2 separate regions of the Homo sapiens genome follow, and region 2 is linked to region 1. Evidence: chromatin loops called from intact Hi-C (ENCODE). Cell type or tissue: ascending aorta. All regions are shown on one strand. Links, peaks and the distances in the headings refer to the core of each region. The heading gives the core; the rest is flanking DNA. Region 1 overlaps MRPL21 (mitochondrial ribosomal protein L21). Region 2 has its middle 30 kb from the start of MRGPRD.

The links. Hi-C counts contacts between places; a loop is a spot of excess contacts. Peaks named below come from ENCODE experiments on the same cell type or tissue, not always from the same donor. Only the 100,000 strongest peaks of a DNase experiment are listed, where the experiment ranks them.
Region 2: a loop joins it to region 1, with 2.1 times the contacts of the local background. A loop is called at or near these places in 4 of 110 quality-filtered maps.

What each region holds. Positions count from the first base shown.
Region 1 is chr11:68,884,608-68,896,147 of GRCh38, forward strand. It overlaps MRPL21 (mitochondrial ribosomal protein L21), which reads right to left. Exons shown (of 7, transcript NM_181514.2): 5 at 8,796-8,848; 6 at 8,283-8,386; 7 at 6,671-6,788. The coding sequence ends at 6,724. Among named protein-coding and RNA genes, the nearest start is that of MRPL21, 13 kb to the right of the region's middle. In ascending aorta, for the core only: a CTCF peak has its summit at 5,721 (motif pointing left); DNase peaks (open chromatin) are centred at 5,654 and 6,494; H3K4me3 peaks cover 1,255 bases; H3K27ac peaks cover 1,993 bases.
Region 2 is chr11:68,945,116-68,956,655 of GRCh38, forward strand. No RefSeq gene overlaps it. Among named protein-coding and RNA genes, the nearest start is that of MRGPRD, 30 kb to the right of the region's middle. RefSeq lists an enhancer at 1,521-2,384 and a silencer at 11,254-11,303. In ascending aorta, for the core only: a CTCF peak has its summit at 5,369; no DNase peak of the experiment used is centred there.

The DNA of each region.
Region 1 (11,540 bases), core at 4,761-7,260:
CTTTTCCTAGAGGAGGGAGGAGATGGGGAATATGGACGATTCTTCTGAGGGGCAGCAAATGGTTATTAGGGAAAAAGAACGGACCCAGGAGACAGAAATTAACTTGTAAATGATTCTCTCTGGAGTCTGAACGAGCCCAAGAGGCAGGCATGATCTGGGGGAAAAATCTTTTTTTTTTTTTTTCTGAGACAGAGTCTTACTCTGTCCCCCAGGCTGGAGTGCAGTGGCGCGATCTCAGCTCACTGCAACCTCTGCCCTTCGAGTTCAAGTGATTCTCCCGCCTCAGCCTCCCAAGTAGCTGGGATTACAGGCATGCGCCACCGCGCCTGGCTAATTTTTTGTATTTTTAATAGAGATAGGGTTTCACCATGTTGCCCAGGATGGTCTTGAACTCCTGACCCGTGATCCACCAGCCTCGGCCTCCCAAAATGCTGGGATTATAGGCATGAGCCACTGCGCCCGGCCGATCTGGGGGAAAAGACTTTCTAAGTGCGGTTGCATCTTCAGACCTCGTCTGTCACAATGACTTAACAGGGAGGGGGTAGGAGGGGCCCTATTTGGAACGTCCAAAAGTTAGTTTGAGGTCAAAACCAGACTGCATTTAGAATTTGAAATTTGATTTTGGGAAGTTTGTTACGTATAAAAGGTTTGAAACACTTGATATCAAAATAAGAAAGGTTTAAAACACTTGATCAGGCCGGGCGCAGTGGCTCACGCCTGTAATCCCAGCACTTTGGGAGGCTGAGGCGGGCGGATCACAAGGTCAGGAGATGGAGACAATCCTGGCTAACACGGTGAAAGCCCGTCTCTACTAAAAATACAAAAAATTAGCTGGGTGTGGTGGCGGGCGCCTGTAGTCCCAGCTACTCGGGAGGCTGAGGCAGGAGAATGGCGTGAACCCGGGAGGCGGAGCTTGCAGTGAGCCGAGACTGCGCCACTGCACTCCAGCCTGGGTGACAGAGCAAGACTCCGTCTCAAAAAACAAAACAAAACAAAACAAAAAACAAAAAAACACTTGATCAAAATAGGATTACGGGTCATGGTAAAACAATAGTCATTCATTTAGCCAAAATGACAATTAAAAGATGTCAGAAAGCAAAATCTTTACTTTTTGATAGAGAGGAGATTGAGTTTTCTAAACAATCAAAAGACCTAACAAAGACAGCAAGAGGGACATGCTGACCCCCCTGCCTTTTTTTTTGTCGGTTTACTCAAAAGGTGAAGACAAAATTTACTATTTCTTATTAATACCACATGAAAATCTTGTTCAAAAGAAAACAAGTTCTATCCTTGCATCGGTATATTACTGTATGTTAAAGCTGATTTTATTTTATTGCATTTTATTTTATTTTTTTGACACAGAGTTTCACTCTTGTTGCCAAAGTGCTGGGATTACAGGCGTGAGCCACAGCTCCCGGCCTAAAGCTAATTTTAATAACAGCTTAAAAATAGATCTGTCCAGGCCAGGCACGGTGGCTCATGCCTGTAATCCTAGCACTTTGGGAGGCTGAGGCTGGCAGATCACTTGAGGCTGGGAGTTCAAGACCAGCCTGGCCAACATGGCAAAACCCTGTCTCTCCTAAAAATACAAAAAATCAGCTGAACAAGGTGGTGCACACCTGTAGTCCCAGCTACCCGGGAGGCTGAGGCAGGAGAATCACTTGAACCCAGGAGGCAGAAGTTGCAGTGAGCTGAGATTGTGCCACTGCATTCCAGCCTGGGTGACAGAACGAGATTCCGTCTCAAACAAAACAAAACAAAACAAAAATAGATTCATCCAATCTTAATCAGCTTTGACCACACAAGATTTCCACAAACCTTTTATAACCTCTTACAAAAACCTTTTTGAGTCTGTTTCTCCAACTTTCTATATCTATTGTTTTATTTTTCACTTTTTCAATTTAAAACAACCTTTAAATAACCTGTAAACTAGACAAAATTACTTTTCCTTTAACAAAACTGCATTCTCATGTTTTTTTGTAACCCTCCTTACCAAAAACACACCCTATTTTCTCTGTACACTTTGCATACAGAATTTGTTTTTCTTTTATCTGGTTTTTCTTATTGGGTTGTGTGTGTGTTTTTTTAACAGGGTCTTACTCTGCTGCCCAGGCTGGAGTGCAGTGGTATAATCACAGCTCACCTCAGCCTCAACCTCTCAGGCTCAAGCCATCCTCTTGCCTCAGTCTCCCTACTAGCTAGGACTACAGGTATGCACCACTACACCCATCTAATTTTTGTATTTTTTTGTAGAGATGGGATTTTGCCATGTTGCACAGGCTGGTCTTGAACTCCTGGGCTCAAGAAATCCGCCTGCCTCAGCCTCCCAAAGTGCTAGGATCACAGGCATGAGCCACTATGCCCTGCCAGTAGTTTTAATTACATGTATTAACTATAGTTTTAACTCTTAGTAACTCTGATTTCCAGTGAAAAACCTAGGGGGTAAGCAATTTTAATTGTTATGTACCAGGTTCATAGCCCAAGACAGAGACAGAGCTGTGAGGACATGGCTGGAGGGTCCAACCCCTCCCAGCATGGTCAGGAGGCAGAGCTGGGCCAGGGAGGATGGGACGATATTGGGCTTAGCTCTGCTCAGCAGCTGCTGGCCTAGGCACTGAGGACACGCATATGTCACCAGGACTTACCATGGCCACCTGCCTAAAGCCTAGAATCTAAAAGCTCAAAACCAAAGACATGACGTCACAGACAAACAAGTATTAAAAATATCACAGAAGTGGCCACGCATGGTGGCTCACACCTGTAATCCCAGCACTTTGGGAGGCTGAGGTGGGTGGATCACCTGAGATCAGGAGTTTGGGACCAGCCTGACCAATATGGTGAAACCCCATCTCTACTAAAAATACAAAAAAAAAAAAAAAAAAAATTAACTGGCATGGTGGTGCACACCTGTAATCCCAGCTACTTGGGAGGCGGAGACAGGAGAATTGCTTGCACCTGGGAGGCAGAGGTTGCAGTGAGCTGAGATCCTGCCACTGCACTCCAGCCTGGGCGACAGAACAAGACTCTCTCACAAAAAGAAAAAAAAACAAGAAACAAAAATCACAGAAGCAACAGTTTTATGACCTTAAAACATCTAACCAAGATTGTATAAATTACTCTGACCTATAGACCCAGGCAGAAATGTTTGAAATTCTGCAGATATTTTTATCTTATTTTACCAGAAGTTATTAAGTTTATTTCATTTTATTTTTTAGCCTTTTATTTTTCATCTAACTACTTTCTGTGAGTTTTTAAAATTTTAAATAGAGGTAGGGTCTTGTGTTGCCCAGGCTGGTCTCAAACTCCTGGCTTCAAGCGATCCTCCCACTTCGGCCTCCCAAAGTGCTGGGATTACAGGTGTGAACCACCATGCCTGGGCACCAACAGTTTTAAAACTAGTTTCATTTATCAAAGATTACTAAAGTCATGTGAACTTGAAAAGCATTTAGGCTTTTTTTTTTTTTTTTTTTTTTTTTTTTTTGAGACGGAGTTTCGCTCGTCACCCAGGCTGGAGTGTAACAATGGCGTGATCTTGGCTCACTGCAACCCCCGCCTCTCAGGTTCAAGCGATTCTCCTACCTCAGCCTCCCAAGTAGCTGGGATTACAGGCGCATGCCACCACGCCTGGCTAATTTTTTGTATTTAGTAGAGATGGGGTTTCACCATGTTGGTCAGGCTGGTCACGAACTCCTGACCTTGGCTGATCCACATGCCTCGGCCTCCCAAAGTGCTGGGATTACAGGCATGAGCCACCACGCCCAGCCTTTGGCTTATTAATAATGAGGACTTGCTTATTTGTAAGTCAGTTTGGTACCAAGTAGACAGTATACCAACAGACATGTATACACATGTATTAATACAAATACAAACAAACATAAATACAAATCTTATAGCTTTGATTTTTAAATTTTAGCCACAAGATAGGCAAAACTCACTGGTTTAAAAGGACAGTTAGACTAAATTATGCCACTGTAAATGGAACAAGTTATAGCTGAAGCCCTTACAGAGTTTTTGAGAAACCAGGGTAGCAAATTTATATTTCATTCAAAGCACAACGAGAGAAAGTAAGCATTTTAAAAGGAGCTCAGGTGTGTTAGAGGAAGATTAAAAATGAATGCCAAGATAACACAAAATCATAGGATTTCACTACAGGATTTTATAGAGACTATTGCATTTATATAGTTAACTTGTGGCCAGGCACGGTGGCTCATGCCTGTAATTCCAGCACTTTGAGAGGCCAAGGTGGGAGGATTGCTTAAGGCCAGGAGTTTGAGACCAGCCTGGCCAACATGGTGAAAACCCGTCTCTACTAAAAATACAAAAAATTAGCCGGGTGTGGTGGTGCACGCCTGTAATCCCAGCTACTCAGGAGGCTGAGGCACGACAATCACTTGAACCCAGGAGGTGGAGGTTGCAGTGGGTCGAGATCACACCACTGCACTCCAGCCTGGGCAACAAGAGCAAAATTCCATCTTAAAAAAAAAAGACCCTGTTGTCAATTCCTTTGTGTATAGCCCCAGAAGTGGAACTGCTGGATCGTGTGATAATTTGAGGAAACTTGTCTAGTTTTTAAAAGGAGTTAACTTTCACCAGTTTGATATTGATAATATTTTATATATTTATATATATATATATTTATTTATTTATTGAGACAGAGTCTCACTCTGTCTCCCAGGCTGGAGTGCAGTGGCGTTATCTCTGCTCACTGCAGCCTTTGCCTCTGGGGCTCAAGCGATTCTCTTGCCTCAGCCTCCCCAGTAGCTGGGATTTCAGGTGCACGCCACCATACCTGGCTAATTTTTGTATTTTTAGTAGAGACAGGGTTTCACCATGTTGGCCAGGCTGGTCTCAAACTCCTGACTTCAAGTGATCTGCCCGCCTCAGCCTCCCAAAGTGCTGGGATTATAGGCGTGAGCCACCACACCCAGCCAATATTGGTAATATTTTATAGGCATGTCACCAAACAGTTCCCCAGACGGCAGTGGCTGTAGGTAATACAAATAGTGAACACTGACTGAGCACTTGCTGTGGGTGGCTTGCTAACTGCTGGATTCCTCACAGCAACGCATTAGGTTTGGTGCTAGGATGACCCCCATTTGACAGATGAGACAGGGGCTGGGTAACTTGCTCAAGATCACACCCAGCTCACTGCGGTGGGTCTGGGATTCACACTCAGCTCTCTAGCTGCAGAACCCATGCTTACACCCCACCCCACCACCAAGCTGAACTGCCTGACTGCAGCAGGAGTCTCCAGAACCTGTTTTTTATTTCAAGCATAGTAAGAAATGGAGATGTGCTTATGTCAAAGAATATGGAATAGGCCAACGATTCCCGTCTTAAACATCCTATAACCTCCACATAGAACAGAGACCACACGAGACGCTGCTGGGCTGGCTGGGAGAGAACCTAGAGAGGGGGTGGGTAAGGGGAAAGGATGCGAGGCCTCATGATTCTAGAGACATCACTTTCAGATGGAGATAGCATGAGCTACCGCATTTAGAAATTTATTACTTCCAGATGTGGCTGCATTAAAGACGCAAGCACACCACAGCCCCAGGTCCCTCCCACCACCCCCAGCTTCGCTCCAACCCATGTGGAGCCCTGGAGGCCTGACTCTCTGGGTTCTCACGTCTCCAAATTCAGGATGCCCGGGATGGGCGGGACCAGGAGCGCTCAGCCCACTGGGCTGGCGCCCCCTGCTGCACGCGGAGAACACGATGGGGGAGCTGGGCCAGCACCTACCAGGGCGCTGGGCACCTGAGGGGTTTTCTTATCTCCAGATCTCAGAGCGACTCCCTGTAGGACTCCTGGGGAAAATACTTAGCCGGGTCGGATTACAGGTTTGTATCTTGTCACTTGAAGCCCTAACTCTTCTTTTGGAGGATGGCTCTGTCTTTGTGAATGAACCAAACCAGGGGCCTGGCATCATCTGAGAGCCCCTCATCCCCACGCCCAGGCCCTTCCCTTTGCTGGTTCCTTCGCTACTCTGGCTCCAGGACCCTGTCCCTTCTCACCTGGGTAGCTCCCAGCAGGCCCTGCTGCCTGCCTCAGCCACCCCTATCGATCCCAGCAGCCCAAGCCCTCTGGGTCTGCCTGCTACTTCCAAGACTGAGTTCAGCACAGCCTGGGCCTCTGCTCTGTCCCTGCTGTTGTCAGCTCCCAGAATGTGCTGTGCCCACTCCCCAGCTGTCCCTCCTCCTGTCCTGCCCAGCCCTCCTGGATCCCTGCTGCGCTGTGTCACTCCCCCTGCACTGTGATCCCTGCCCCTGCTCGACTGTGTGAGGCAGAAGGGCCAGGAGCAGGGACCCGAGGCCACCTGCTCTGAACCCCAGCCTTACAAAAGCCCCGCTGGCGACAGATCTGTTTCGATTACTCAGATGGAATTTGCTGTTCTTGTCCATCTCGTGGAATCTAGGTTGCGCCTCTCTTGATGTCAGCTCCAAGTCCCAGCTGCGTCCCCGCCCCACTCCCCTGGGCCCTGCCGCCGCCACATGGGGTGGAGGGCTGCCAAGAATACTATTTATCCAGCCCTGGGAGGGCCATGCTTGTCATTCTCCCCGAGTTCCTGTTTTCTCTGGCTCGGGGGCCTGGTGCTTACAGACATGCTGCTCCAGTTAAACTATCTACAACAGGCATGCACGGCTTTAAACCAGAACACAGAAACCTGGTCTCCTTGGGAAGCAGGAGTTTATTTTTATCCTTTTGTAAGTATTAACTCGGTAATCACAACAAACACGGAGCAATCTCAATGCTGTTTATCCGGAGGACAGTCTGCGGGGTCGTGACGACTGAAAGAAAGGATGTCACAGGCTTGACCACAGACCCTGACTGTTGTCATCAGTTACAGCAGGGGCTCTGCACACAGCCCTCCCCAGCCAGCGCGACCCCGGCAACGTCCCCTGCTGCACATGGCCGTGTTTATCTCCAGGTGTGCACTGACTGCCTCGCTAGCTTGTTCGTTCACTCTGTTGGCAGGTGCAGAGGCTGGGACACCAGACGCCTCATGGCCAGGAGTGCCCTGCGCTGGCACCTCACCTCTCCTCCCACACTGTCTATGCTGTGACTTCTGGAGTGCGTGGGAGGATGGCCCCACCTGAGTGACCTTGAGGCTACCTGGAAGTGTCAGAAGGTACATGAGAGGCTCCCCTACCCAGATGACTCTAAGGTGACAGCCAATACCAGTATTCTGGGTATATTTAACTATGCCCACTGTTGGTGGTTTAGGCCGGCAACTGCAGTTATAGCAAGAGCTGTGAGGGACAGAATTCTGCAGCCGCTCAGCTATGTGGCCCATGCCCCGTGGGTGCCATCCCTCAGGATGCCCACTATGGGGGATGTCCTCAGTGCAGACCTGCTAGGACAGCCCTACACCTGCTTGCGGATTCACTGCTGCTTTGGGGACAGTGCTAGGCGTCATGGGTTGGAACAAAGTGGGGTCATGCGTGGAGGGTGGAGGAGAAGGGGAGCGAGGTGGGGTCACGCGTGGAGGGTGGAGAAGGGGAGCGAGGTGGGTTCACGCGCGGAGGGTGGAGGAGAAGGGGAGCGAGGTGGGTTCACGCGCGGAGGGTGGAGGAGAAGGGGAGCGAGGTGGGTCACGCGCGGAGGGTGGAGGAGAAGGGGAGCGAGGTGGGGTCACGCGCGGAGGGTGGAGGAGAAGGGGAGCGAGGTGGGGTCACGCGCGGAGGGTGGAGGAGAAGGGGAGCGAGGTGGGGTCACGCGCGGAGGGTGGAGGAGAAGGGGAGCGAGGTGGGGTCACGCGCGGAGGGTGGAGGAGAAGGGGAGCGAGGTGGGGTCACGCGCGGAGGGTGGAGGAGAAGGGGAGCGAGGTGGGGTCACGCGCGGAGGGTGGAGGAGAAGGGGAGCGAGGTGGGGTCACGCGCGGAGGGTGGAGGAGAAGGGGAGCGAGGTGGGGTCACGCGCGGAGGGTGGAGGAGAAGGGGAGCGAGGTGGGGTCATGCGCGGAGGGTGGAGGAGAAGGGGAGCGAGGTGGGGTCACGCGCGGAGGGTGGAGGAGAAGGGGAGCGAGGTGGGGTCACGTGCGGAGCGTGGAGGAGAAGGGGAGCGAGGTGGGGTCACGCGTGGAGCGTGGAGGAGAAGGGGAGCGAGGCTGGACCCTCTGGGTGCTCCCTCTAGGATGAGGGTGGCAAGTGGGCAGTGGCAGCCAGGTTGAGACCTGCCTGGGCTTCCTGTCCCGAGACCCACGTGCCCCACACCCTCCGTCCGCATGCGCCTGGGCAACCAGCACCGTGCAACAGGGCCCAGCGGTACTTTCTCTAACTTACTTCTTTTCTTCTTGAAGTTTTTCCTTTTCCTGAATCTCATAATGATTCTTGGCCATGATTCTGTCTTTTCAATGACTGTGGCTTCTACTCGAACAAGATCCTTTCTAGAAGGAAGAAAAATCAACAATAATGTACCTTTTGGATTATTTTTCAAATGCCTTAGGTGAGAATTTCTAAAATGAAGTTATACTTTCTCTTTTGTTGATTATAAAAGTAATACGCCCTCAATGGAAACATTTTGAAAACCACGAAAAAGGACCACAAAGAACAGTTCCAGGGAGTCTGAACAAATCTTCAGAGGACCACACTGTCATGAAACAGCAAGAGACCAATAATTTGGTCTGGATGTTCTCATGGGCCCTAAATGTCCACTATTATTAAGTATAAATGTTGTGTTTGGTGTCAACAAAGAATATGAATGCAACTCCCCACCTGGCCTAATTGCACTGTGACCACTGTCTGCATGTCCAGCCCTGGAGCCCCAGACAAAGCCCAGCACTTCACAGCCATTACCCGAGGAGTGGCTTGCCAAGCAGCGTGAAGTTGTCTGCCCCAACCAGCAGGACCTGAAAAATTCAACAGGTGTGTTTCATCAGTGGCTCATTACGATGAGTAAGAACAGTTGCTAATAACAGGTAGTGATGTCAACACCACACAAAATGAGAAAGACTGAAAACATTGTGACATGAATTTCATCTGCTGTCTAATGATCTCTTTAATATCTACAACCGGGGCTGTGAGCTGACAAGTGGCAGCACTGCACAGCCGTGGGGCTGCCTAAGGGAAATGCTCCAACCCTCAGAGGAGACGCACAATTTGATTATTAGATACCATGGATATGCATCCAGATAGCTGCTGTAATCCTCATACCAACGGTGACTTCAAAAACCCTTTCTATCTCCGGCCAGGTGCGGTGGCTCATGCCTGTAATCCCAGCACTTTGGGAGGCCGAGGTGGGTGGATCACAAGGTCAGGAGATGGAGACCATCCTGGCTAACACGGTGAAATTAGTCTCTACTAAAAAAATACAAAAACTTAGCTGGGCGTGGCGGCATGCACCTGTAGTCCCAGCTACTCAGGAGGCTGAGATTGCACCACTGCACTCCAGCCTGGGCGACAGAGCGAGACTCTGTCTCAAAGAAAACAAATAAACAAAAAAAAACAAAACCCTTTCTATCAAAGCATAACATAGAGAGAAAAAGCACAAATCATACCATTGTGTCTCTTGGCGCAGTTTACAGTTCTACTAATATTGCAATGATTGAGGCTCTCCTGTATTCTTTTAACGACTGCAAAATTCTCAAGAGCCAGGCAACCATTCTCAATGCCGGGAAATCACGACACCAAGTGTGGCTGCAGATGAAGACATCTTTGCTTCCAAATGCAACAGTGTTCTTTCTTCTTTTTGTGACCCAGAGTCTCGCTCTGTCACCCAGGCTGGAGTGCAGTGGCGTGATCTTGGCTTGCTGCAACCTCTGCCTCCCAGGTTCAAGTGATTCTCCTGCCTCAGCCCCCTGAGTAGCTGGGACTACAGGCGCCCACCACAAACCCCGGCTAATTTTTTTTGGTATTTTTATTAGAGATGGGGTTTCACCATGTTGGCTAGGCTGGTCTCAAACTGACCTCAGGTGATCTGCCCGCCTCGGCTTCCCAAAGTGCTGGGATAACAGGCGTGAGCCACCACGCACGGCCTACAGTGTTTTTATTAGATGTTGGAGATCATCTTAAATTTTACTGATAAGAAAAAATCCAATCATACTCAACTTAAATGTCTAGAGACAAAGTATATCATATAACAAACTCAGCGGACACGCATGTTAGATAGTGACAAATAATAAAATAAGTATTTTTAGAGTTTGTTTCAGCATGACATGTGCACTCCCACTGGGTTTCCTGTTATAAAAAACAATCTGCTTAGGAGGGGCTTTCTAGAATTTTTTGTTAATGTGAAATGTTTCAAATATGCAAACATCTGCCTTCAGAGGAGGAGCTTTAATTCATAAAGAAAACCATGTAACTTATATTGATAATTAAGCATCCCAGAAAAATTACCTGTTGCAGAGGTAATTATAATTTTATAAAAAGAGTGGGCAGGCCGGGCGTGGTGGCTCACGCCTGTAATCCCAACACTGTGGGAGGCCGAGGCGGGCAGACTGCCTGAGGTTGGGAGTTCAAGACCAGCCTGACCAACATGGAGAAACCCCATCTCTACTAAAAATACAAAATTAGCCAGGCATGGTAGTGCATGCCTGTAATCCCAGCTACTCAGGAGGCTGAGGCAGGAGAATCACTTGAACCCGGAAGGCAGAGGTTGCAGTGAGCCGAGATTGTGCCACTGTACTCCAGCCTGGACAACAAGAGCAAAACTCCTTCTCAAACAAACAAACAAAAAAAAAGAGTAGGCAAAAATCAAATAGACGCCCCCAGCAAATAGAATCATAGCTGAAGGCTAGAAATGCCTAGCTAAATAAACAGACTGGCCAGGCACGTTGGCTCATGCCTATAATCCCAGCGCTTTGGGAGGCCAAGGCAGGTGGATCACCTGAGGTCAGGAGTTCGAGACCAGCCTGACCAATATGGTGAAACCCCATCTCAACTAAAAATATAAAAATTAGCAGGGCGTGGTGGCATGCACCTGTAATCCTAGCTACTCGGGAGGCTGAGGCAGGAGAATCACTTGAACCCAGGAGGTGGGGGTTGCAGTGAGCCAAGACTGCGCCATTGCACTCCAGCCTGGGTGACAGAGCGAGACTGAGTCTGAAAAATAATAATAAACAGACAAACCATGCAGTTTTTTTTGAGACAGGGTCTCGCTGTGTTGCCCAGGCTCGAGTGCAGTGGCCAATCACGGCTCACTGCAGCCTCAACTTCCCAGGCTCAAATGATCCTTCTACTTCAGCCCCACAAATAGCTGGGACTACATGTGTGTGCCACCATGCCCACCTAATTGTTTGGAATTTTAGTAGAGATGAGGTCTCTGAGGTCTCACCATGTTGCCCAGGCTAGTCTTGAACTCCTGAGTTCAAGCAATCCCCCACCTTGGCCTCCCAATGTGGTGGGTCACCAGTGTGAGCCACCATGCCTGGCCTAGACCATGCAGTTTTGAATGGTCGGTGAGGTAAATTAGCACCCAGGGAAATGCCTGTCAACCAGTGTTTACTATTTAAAAACAGCAGCAGCTGTCAAAGCTAATGACAGAGTACTGTCTTAGCAGAAACTTAACAGTTTTTTCCTCATAGACAGGGGCTATAAAGTGCA
Region 2 (11,540 bases), core at 4,219-6,718, 60 kb after region 1:
CTTTAGGCCGGGCATGGTGGCTCATGCCTGTAATCCCAGCACTTTGGGAGGCCAAGGCAGGCGGATCACGAGGTCAAGAGATCAAGACCATCCTGGCCAACATGGTGAAAGGCCATCTCTACTAAATATACAAAAATTAGCGGGGGCATGGTGGTGTGCACCTGTAATCCCAGCTACTCAGGAGGCTGAGGCAGGAGAATCGCTTGAACCTGGGAGGCAGAGGTTGTAGTGAGCCCAGATCATGCCACTGCACTCCAGCCTGGGCGACAGAGGGAGACCCTGTCTCAAAAAAACAAAACAAAACAAAACAAAACTTTATATAGCCTGGATAGAAGTCTTTTATCAGATGTATGATATGCAAATATTATCTCCCAGTCTTTGGATTCTTTCAACATTTCCTTAATATTGTCTTTGGAAGTGCAAAAGTTTTAATTTTTTAAAGTCCAGTTTATCGATTTTTTTTCTTTTATGGCTGTGCTTTCTGTGTCATGTCTAACATCTCTTTACCTAAATTGAGATCACAGAGGTTTTTCCTATGTTTTCTTTTAGACATTGTACAGATTTAGTTCTTCTGTTCAGGTCTGTGATCCATCTTGAGTTCATTTTCATGTATGGTATTGGTATAAGGCAAGGGCCAAAGGTTGGTTGGTTTGGTTGGTTGGTTGTTGCATGCGGATCTCCAGTTGTCTCAGCAATTGTTGAAAGACTCCTGTTTCTTCACGGAATTTCCTTGGCATCGTGTTAAATATTGTTTGAGCATAAATGGAGGGGTTCATTTCTGGGTTCTCAATTCTGTGCCATTCATCTGTCCATCCTTACGCTAATACCACAGGCTCCTCCCGTCCCCATCATGAGGGCAGCCTTCTGGTCATGGAGACATTGCAAGTTTACACTTAGAGGCACGGCCCCCACAACCCGTCTCTGACTCAGCGAAAATGGAAAGAGTTTTGAAAACATATAGCCACACTCAAGATAAACACCCCCGTGTTCCAGACCACAGAGAGAAACAGGGCTGGCTGGGTGCGATGGTTCACATCTGTAATCCCAGCACTTTGGGAGGCCGAGACGGGCGGATCACCTGAGGTCAGGAATTTGAGACCAGCCTGGCCCAACATGGTGAAACCCCGTCTCTACTAAAAATACAAAATTAGCCGGGCATGGTGGCACATGCCTGTAATCCCAGCTACTCGGGAGGCTGAGGCAGGAGAATTGCTTGAACCTGGGAGGCGGAGGTTGCAGTGAGCCCAGATCGCGCCACTGCACTCCAACCTGGGCGACAGAGCGAGACTCTGTCTCAAAAAAAAAAAAAGAAAGAAAAAGAAACAGCTGGCCGAGGAGGGGACGCTGTGGACCTGCTAGGGTCCTCGTCTGGTCAGGAGCAGGGGCGGCCTGGAGCCTTTTTTCCTGTGGGCCAAAGGAACAAAAACGGCCAGTTACGAAGTGGGATCTGAGCCAGGCTCTCACTATGAAACTAGATGGTAAGGCAGGCTTTCTGATTCATCAGAGGAAAAAAAAAAAAAGCTGTTCCAGTTACTATGGCTGCATAACACATCTACCCAAAACAGCCATTTATCACATTCATGGGTTCTGTGGCTCAAGAATTTGGACAGAGCACAGTGAACATGGAGATTCGAGAGGCCGGTGCTTGTCTCAAGGTGGCACCGACCCTGAGGTGAAATTTGGCCCTGGGGCTGCGGTAGGGTCAGGCCGACCTTGTCCCCTGCTGAGACCCCATGTTTGCTTAGCTCCCCAGCACCCACCCTGAGAGTCGCCCAGTGAGTCGCATGCCCCCGGCTCAGGCTGCCTTCTGGGCACCGGACTTGAGCGTCAGTCCCCAGCCTCGCAGCCCTAGGTGCCAGTCATGTGCTGATTATCTCCAGCTTTGATCCCTCCCCACACTCCAAATACCACTCACATTTCTCCTGGGATGTTTAGTAGGCAGGTGAGTGCAGCGCCTCCAGAATCCAGTGCCTGGTCTGCCCCGGGGAGTGGACTGAGCGCTTCCCTCCCCACAGGTAAATCCATATGCTAATCCCCAAACCTGCGAATGTGACCTTATCTGGGAAAAGAGTCTTCGCAGATGTAATTAAGTAAAGGTTCTTGAGAGGAGATCATCCCGGGTTACCTGGATGGTCCCTAAATCCAATGACAGGTGTCCGTCTAAGAGACATGTGAGAAGAGAAGGAGGCTGCCTGCAAACACAGGCAGAGGCTGGCGTGGTGCAGCCACAGGCCAAGGAACGTGGAGCCCCCAGAAGCTGGAAGTGGCAGGACAGGGCCGCCCCTCGAGATTTTATCTTGAAGAGAGAGAATCAGTTTCTGGGTTTGTTGTTGTTGCTGTTTTTTGAGATGGAGTTTTGCTCTTGTTGCCCAGGCTGGAGTGCAGTGTCGCAATCTCAGCTCACTGCAACCTCCGCCTCCTGGGTTCAAGCGATTCTCCTGCCTCAGCCTCCCGAGTAGCTGGAATTACACCTGGAATGACAGGTGCCCGCCACCACACCCAGCTAATGTTTTTATACTTTTAGTAGAGACAGGTTTTTGCCATGTGGCCAGGCTAATTTCGAACTCCTGACCTCAAGTGATCCACCCGCCTCGGCCTCCCAAACTGCTAGGATTACAGGCGTGAGCCACCGCACCAGGCCGTCGCTGCTTTTGAGTCAGGGTCTCAGTGTGTGACCCAGGCTGGAGTGCACTGGTGCGATTATAGCTCACTGAAGCTTCAGCCTCCAGGGTTCAAGTGATCCACCTGCCTCAGCCTTCCAAAGGGCTGGGATTACAGGCGTGCGCCACTGCCTCTGGCCTTCTTACATCTTTTTTCCTGTTTTCTATCTCTCCATCTCTTCCTTTTTTAAACAATGAGATGTTCCTCAGCCTTATTTTCCAACCATTTTATTTTTGTTTAGGTTTTAAAAATTCACACCATTTTCCTTTCAGCATCGAAGAGCCCTTCCCTCATGTCCCTTTTTGCAGTGCTCTCCCTGTGGGGCTGCGTCTTCTCTTTTCTGTCTGTGGGTGTGGTTTTGTATTGTTTGCTGCTTTCTTTTTCCTGCAGTGTTTCGATTACAAATGGCTTCCGTCTGCCTTTCGCATCGTGGCTTTCTGCAGATTCTGGTAGTTGTCCCCTCCTATCAGCCAGGGACTGACTCTCCAAGACCGTGCGGAGGGCTCGCTGACTGTGGGCTTCACTGAGGCATCAGCTGCCCGGCCGTTGAGCCAGGGACCAGAAGTCTTTCCCCCTGGATGTGCCAGGTTGCAATCACAGTCTCTGTTCATACACCTGCTTACTCACCCTCCACTCAGTACGGGGTTCCCCCGCCCAGCTATGCCTTGGGACCCTCAGGCAGACTCATTCTGTTTTACCCACTGCAGAGCCTAGTCGGGTATTTGGTCTTTTCTCAGAGTAGAGGAGGAGGCTTCTCTGAGTAGCAGATGGGATTAGAAGATCTGATTGCTGCTGCTTTCATAAAAATTGTAAAATATCTATAACATGAAATTTAACATTTTAACCATTGTGTAAGCAAGTGTACAACTCAGCGGCATCCCTTACATTCCCAGCATTGTGCAACCATCACCACCATCTGTCTCCAGAACTTTCTCATCTTCCCACATGGAAACTCCATCCCCATCAAATACCAACCCCCCAGCCCCTGGAATCTCTGTTCATTTTCTGTCTCCATGACTGATTGCTTCTTTTAAAGACTTCCATCCACCCGCCTTATTTTAGCTCCTTCCCACCCCACTTCTTGGGCTCCCAAGGCCCCCAGTTCCTGAGCCTTTAGGTGATTCTGTGGCATCAATTTATTTAGTGGCCTTATGTAGATGTGTGTGTTCAATCCGCTAACTTTACATGGATGTTTCTCTAGATCAGGGGGTCCCAGGGGTACGGGTCCATGACCTGTTAGGAACTGGGCCTCACAGCAGGAGGTGAGTGGTGGGTGCACCCGTGAAGCTTCATCTGTATTTACAGCCACTCCTCACTGCTCGCGTCACCGCCCGAGCTCCGCCTCCCGTCAGATCAGCGGCGGCGTTAGATTCTCATAGGAGCGCGAACCCTATTGTGAACTGCGCATGCGAGGGATCCAGGCTGCGTGCTCCTTTATGAGACTCTGATGCCTGATGATCTGTCACTGTCTCCCATCACCCTAAGATGGGACTGTCTAGTTGCAGGGAAAGAAGCTCAGGGCTCCCACTGATTCTACATTATGGTGAATTGTAGAATTATTTTATTATATATTACAATGTCAATAATAGAAATAAAGTGTGCAATAAATGTCATGCGCTTGGGTCATCCTGAAATCATTCCCCCTGCCGCCCCACGGCCTGGCCCATGGAGAAATTATCTTCCACGAAACCGGTCTCTGGTGCCAAAAAGGCTGGAGACTGTTGCTCTATAATATTTAAGTTATCTTTTGCAGAGACTTTGTTTTTTGAGACAGGGTCTTGCTCTGTTGGCCAGGCTGGAGTGCAGTGGCACAATCACGGTTCATTGTAGCCTCGACCTCCTGGGCTCCAGAGATCCTCCCACCTCAGCTTCCTGAGTAGCTGGGACTACAGACACATGCCACCATGCCCAGATAATTTTTTAAAAAAATTTTTAGTAGAGATAGGGTCTTTGTTGCCCAGACTGGTCTGCTGGGCTAAGTGATTCTCTCACCTCAGCCTCCCAAAGTGTTGGGGTTACAGGCGTGAGTCACCACACCTGGCCCTTTGCAGATACTTTGTAAACAACCAGTAGAATCATTTTATAATCACATTATATTACATAATCATTTAATGTTAGTGCTTAATGACAAAAGTTGGATATAAAACTACAAAATCAGCATGCTCAACGTACGCCAAACACACATATATGCATAGAAAAGATGGAGCTGGGTGTGGTGGCGCACACCTGTAGTCCGAGCTACTCAGGAAGCCAAGGCAGGAGGATCGCTTGAGCCCAGGAGTCCCAGGCCAGCCTGGGTAAACATAGTGAGACCTTGGCTCTAAAATTAAAAAAAGAAAAAGAAAAGATACAAAGGCATATGGCCATTGTAAACACCTCTGATCTTTGGGATTTGGTGTGATTCTTGGTCTCTCGTTTATAGCTAAAAAAAAAAAAAGTTTCTCCAATGATGAATGTTGGTTCTATAATCAGAACAGGACAATTCCTGCTGGTTTTCCAGTTAGGCAGCTGATGGGGTCGCAGCTGCTCCCATTTTTCAGCAAGTGCCAAGGAAAGGCCAGATTTCCAGTGGGTCTGGGGTCCTCCACATTCTTTCTCCATCCCAGGCCTGTGTGGTCTCGGTGGCTGTGGGCTGGGGTGAGCCAGAGTTGGGCAGTGAGGAGAGGGAAATTGGCCCAGTTTGTGTCTTAGAAAAGTCCCTCTGGTGGCTGCCTTGAGGAGGTGTCTGAGGTGGAAAACCTGCCAGCAGCTATAGTCTGGAGAAGTCAGAGTCAGGTGGGGTACACAGGGGCGCATCTGCTGACTATGCATGGGCTCAGTCATCAGAACTTGCAGACTGGCCTCCTGCAGGGGTGAGGGGCTGGGAAGATCCCCACGCTTCCGGCTTGGGGGACGAGTGACTTTAATGGCTCACAAAGCACTGTCCAAATGTTCTTAATAATAAGAATTGTATTTCTTTCTTGTTTAATGCACATATGCTACCCAGAAGTCCCACACTCCTGGAAATGCATGTATATGCAGAATTCCGGGTTTTCTAGTGATGTCAGGCTGATTGGCATCTACCAGACAGTTCTACTGAGACCTGGGGCCCCTCGCCATGAGCAGAAGCAGGGAAGGCTGCAGCCCCCCTGGGGTAGGAGCTCTTTGTCCTCATTGTAGCAGCGGTGGATGCAGCTCTCAGCCTGGCCCTTTCAAAGTCAGCCGGATAGGGTCGGAGTTCCTCCTGTCACTTGGGTCAGCCGGACAGGGGCCGAGCTCCTCCTCTCACAGGCCCGCTCTGTCTCATGACAGGTGTCAGTACCCGCTTGTCTGCTGGGAGAACTGTGTGATTCTCTGACAGAGGTCATGACACCTTGGTACATTCTGCACCTTGGTTGCTGGGGGAGACATCTGACATCAGCCCGGCCAGGAGAACCCAGCTGTGGTTCCAGGTGTGGTGTGTGGCTCCAGGGAATGGCCTTTGGGGGTTTCAGCCAGTCACGGCAAGCCTATCCCCTTGACCTGTGCCTATTCTAGGTGGACCTGGGAGCCTGATTCCAGGGGGACCTGGGAACCTGGTTCTGTTTAATGAACAGCGGAGAGGAGGACAGAGGAGAGAGGCCCCCAGAGGCTGGGGGCCTCTGGGAAAGATCTGATTTACATTTTCTTTCTTTTTTGAGGCAGGGTCTCGCTCTGTTGCCCAGGCTGGAGTACAGTGGTGCAATCATGGCTCACTGCAGCTTCAACCTTCTGGGCTCAAGCGATCTTCCTACCTCATTCTCCCCTGTAGCTGAGACTACAGGCATGCGCCACCAATATCTAGCTAATTTTTGTATTTTTTGTAGAAATGGGGTTTCACCATGTTGCCCAGGCTGCTCAAACTCCTGGGCTGAAGCAATTTACCTGCCTTGGCCTCCTGAAGTGCTGGGATTACAGGTGTGAGCCACCGTGGCAGCTCTGTTTTTAAGGTTTCACTCTGTCACCCAGGCTGGAGTGCGGTGGCACAATCACAGCTGACTGCATGCAGCCTCCACCTCCTGGCTTGAAGTGATCCTCCCATCTCACCCTCCTGAGTAGCTGGGACTGCAGGCATGTGCCACCCAGCTAAAAAATACACCCAGCTAATTTTTGTATTTGTTGTAGAGATGGGGTTTCACCATGTTGCCCAGGCTGGTCTCAAACTCCTGAGCTCAAGCAACCCACCCGCCTCGGTCTCCCAAAGTGCTGGGATTACAGGCATGAACCACCACACCTGGCCTGATTTACTTTATCTCAGTGGATTTGCCACTTCTGGACATTTCCTGTCATAGAGTTGTTCAACATGCGGCCTTCTGTGACTGGCTTCCTTCACTGAGCATGTCTTTCGGCTTCATTGGTGCTGCAGCGTGTCAGCTCACCATTCCTTTTTTTTTTTTTTTTAATAGAGTCTCGCTCTATCGCCCAGGCTGGAGTGCAGTGGTGTGACCTCAGCTCACTGCAACCTCCGCCTCCCAGGTTCAAGCGATTCTTCTGCCTCAGCCTCCCAAGTAGCTGGGACTACAGGTGTGCACCACCACGCCCAGCTAATTGTTTTGTATTTTTAGTAGAGACGGGGTTTTACCATGTTGGCTGGGCTGCTCTTGAACTCCTGAACTCTGGTGATCCACCCACCTTGGCCTCCCAAAGTGCTGGGATCACAGGCGTGAGCCACCGCGCCCGGCCTCGCCATTTCTTTTTAAGACAGAATAACATTCTGCTGTGTGGGCACACCACTTTTTGTTGATCCATTCATCAGGGTAGGCATTTCGATTTTTCCACTTTCTGGCTATTGTGAATAATGCTGCTATGAACATTTGTGTTCAAGTTTTAATGTGGACGTCTTTTTCCTTCTCCTGGTTACTTACTTAGGAGTGCAAATGTGGGGTTTCATGGTAGTCTGTCCTCTGGATGTCTTGAAAAGCCAGCAGTGATTTAGGCCTTTGCAGCGAGCCTCTGAACCAGACTCTTTATAAAACTGTCTCCTTTGGCCCTCACTCTCCCCCTGGGAGGGAGGTGTGGATGTTCTGTCTGTGTTTTCAGGTGAGGAAACAGAGGTGCAGGGCAGCGGGGAGACTTGCCGGCCCTCACTGCAACCTCCGCCTCCTGGGTTCAAGTGATTCTCCTGTCTCAGCCTCCTGAATAGTTGGGATTATAGGCATGAGCCACCACGCCTGGCTAATTTTTGTATTTTTAGTAGAGACAGGGTTTCACCATGTTGGCCAGGCTGTTCTTGAACCCTGACCTCAGGTGATCTGCCTGCCTCGGCCTCCCAAAGTGCTGGGATTATAGGCATGAGCCACCACGCCTGGCTAATTTCTGTATTTTTAGTAGAGACGGGGTTTCACCATGTTGGCCAGGCTGTTCTTGAACCCTGACCTCAGGTGATCTGCCTGCCTCGGCCTCCCAAAGTGCTGGGATTATAGGCATGAGCCACCACGCCTGGCTAATTTCTGTATTTTTAGTAGAGACGGGATTTCACCATGTTGGCCAGGCTGGTCTCGAACACTGACCTCAGGTGATCTGCCTGCCTCGGCCTACCAAAGTGCTGGGATTATAGGCATGACCTACTGCGTCCGGCCAGACTCTTTTTTTTTTTTTTTTTTTTGAGACGGAGTCTTGCTCTGTCTCCAGGCTAGAGTGCAGTGGCGTGATCTTGGCTCACTGCAACCTCCACTTCCCAGGTTCAAGTGATTTTCCTGCCTCAGCCTCCGGAGTAGCTGGGACTACAGGCACATGCCACCATGCCCAGCTAATTTTTGTATTTTTAGTAGAGACAGGGTTTCACCATGTTGGCCAGGATCCTCTCAATCTCTTGACCTCGTGATCTGCTCACCTTGGCCTCGAAAAATGCTGGGATTACAGGCGTGAGCCACCACGCCCAACCAACTCCCTTTTTATTTAAGAGTACAGCACTAATAGCTCACAGAAAGCTCTAGGTGTGCGGATGGGGGAAGGGTGAGTTGATTAGTGGTTTCATTGTCAGCTTACAAGGACATTAGTGATTTCGTTGGGGAAAACCTTTCATATCACTGTCTGGAGTTCTTGCCTCTTGGGCAGGCCATTTTCCCCAGTGTGGTAGAATAATAGCTCCCCAGCGTTGTCTGTCCATGTCATAATCCCTAGGATCTGTGAATTTGTTACCTTAAATGGCAAAGGAGACTTTGCAGGTATGATTAAGAATCTTGAGACTCAGAAACTCTTAGGAGGCCAGATGTGGTGGCTGGCGCCTGTAATCCCAGCACTGAAGCTGCAGCAGGAGAACTGAGAACAACCAGGGCAACATAGTGAGACCCCCGTCTCTACAAAAAATAAATAATTATCTGAGTGTGGTGATGCATGCCTGTAGTCTCAGCTACTTGGGAGGATGAGGTGGGAGGATGGCTTGAGCCCAGGAGGTGGAGGCTGCAGTGAGCTGTGCTTGCACCACTGCACTCCAGCCTGGGTGACAGAACAAGACCCTGTCTCAAAAAACAGAAAAGAAAGAAAAGAAATTGTTCTGAATTATCGTGGTGGGCCCAGTGTAATCAAATCACAAGAGTCCTGAAAAGAGAGAGGCATGAATGTAAGAGACAGACACGGTGATGTGGTGATGGAAGAGAGAGATTGGAGATGCTACCCTGCTGGCTTTGACGATGGGGGAGGGCCCACCAACCAAGGTTGACAGGTGGCCTCTAGAAGCTAGAAAAGGCAAGGAACAGGCGGGGTGTGGTGGCTCACGCCTATAATCTGAGCACTTTGGGAGGCCAAGGCGGGCAGATCACCTGAGGTCAGGAGTTAGAGACCAGCCTGGCCAACATGGTGAAACACCATCTCTACTAAAAATACAAAAATTATCCAGGCGTGGTGGCGTGTGCTTGTAATCCCAGCTACTTGGGAGGCTGAGGCAGGAGAATCGCTTGAACCTGGGAGGTGGAGGTTGCGGTGAGCTGAGGTCACGCCATTTCACTCCAGCCTGGGCATCAGAGTGAGACTCTGTCTCAAAAAAAAAAAAAAAAAAAAAAAGAAAGAAAGAAAAGAAAGAAAAGGCAAGGAACAGATTCTCTCCTACAGACTACAGAAGGAATGCAGCCCTGCCAACCTGTGTTAGACTTTGGGCCTCCAGAACTGTAAAATAACACATTTGTGTTGTTTTAAGCCGTGAAATTGGCAGTCATTTGTTCCAGCAGCCATAGTTACTCTCCAGGTAACTAATGCACCCAGTAAAGAATCCTCTAACTTTCTGCCCAGGGAGCTGGGGTCTCCCCCAACCAGTGTGCGCTTTGATTTTTCCTCCAGTGTTCAGAATGGCGCCTCATCCCTGTCCTGGTCCCACCTGGTGCCCCGGTTGCAGGCCTGAGCTTTGTTGGCGATGGAGGATACTAAGCATCCGCCCGTGTTTTTGGATGCAGGCTCCATGCTGGGCTTGGGGTTGGCTGGAGAGCATGAGACGGGGGAGGAGACGCACTTTCCCCCGAGTACCCACCCCTGAGAGCGAGAAGAGCACGTTGGTTATGCTCGCTCACGGCTCTGGAGCCCCAACATCTGGCTGCAGAGTCCACTTCTGCTGCCTCCTGGCTTTGTGACAAGCCACTCAAACCCCTCCAGACCTCGGTGGCCTCGCCTGTAAAACGAGGATAGTGCTGGGAACAGTAGTATCCGGTGCTGTGGGGGCCTGAATGATTAACTTCCTTATGACGCCAGGAACCGCCCTGGCCTGAGGGAGGGCGGCACCCAAGTCTTTATTAGCGAAGTCACGTTCGAGTTTGTGTTGCGTGCCGGGCGTTACGCCGAGTCCTGCACCTGCACTGTGTCCTTTCATCTTCATGGCAGCTCTATGGGGTCGTTTCAGTGAAATCTTTTCCCTGGGAGAAATTCCTGGGAACAGGGAGTGCCAGCTCACTTCTGCAGCTTTCAATGGCCCGGGGTCCCCAATTGCTTACTGCAGTGGGGTCCTCATCCAGCAGGGGCCTCCCTGTCCAGGCTGGATGGTGGAGGCCCCCGGTCTCAGGCCACTCTGGGGCTGTGGGAGCCGGTTGGGTGGGGACATGATGGCTGGAAGCAATTTGCATGAGGGGGATCTGAGATTGGGGCAGGGGGTCTCGTGGGAGGCTTTTGAGTTTCAGGGCCCTCAGTACATGGCCCCCTCCTTCCCAGCCACACACAGCCCATCTGCACAGGGCCTCGCTGGGGAGCAATTCTTTGGGAATTGGCGAGGGTGGGGACCAGGGTGGGGGTAGGGTGGGGGGGCTGGGGTGGGGCGGGGGCAGGATGGGGGTGCTGGGGCAGAGTAGGGGTCTGGGGGTGGGGCGGGGCAGGGTGGGGGCAGGATGGAGGGTTGGGGTGGGGTAGGGTGGGGGGCTGGGGGTTGGGGGGCAGGGTGGTGGCCTGGGGGTGGGGTGGGGGCAGGGTAGGGGCCTGGGGGTGGGGTGGGGGCAGGGTGGGGGTGGTGTATCCCGAGGTCCTGCTTTGCTGCCTCTTCCGGATGGCCCATTTTGTTTACGAGCTGGAGGAGCTGCCTGCCCGGTGGAGGGCCAGCCTCGAGTCACTCTTAGAGCCCCTGGCACGCCACTGGGGGTCGCTGTGGTGGGGGGGGGGTGTTGGGACGGCCCATGCACCTGCTCTGTGAGTGGGAGGGGCAGCCAGCTTATCCATCCCGATGGTGGTGTCTCTTGGGCTCTTAGTGGCCCCCCACCTTCCCCTCCTCTATGTCTGCTTAAAGAAGAATTTCGGGGTGGAGGAAGCCGTGACAGCCACTTCTGTTTTCTCTCTATGCTTCCCTCTCCCGTGTGCTCCTGGCTCCCCAGGTCAGACTGCAGCGAGCGGGTCTGGAAAAGGCCAGCACTCCCCTCGGCAGAGGGGCCAAGAGGGGCTGCTGGGGTGGGGGTGGAGGTGGGCGGTCTTGC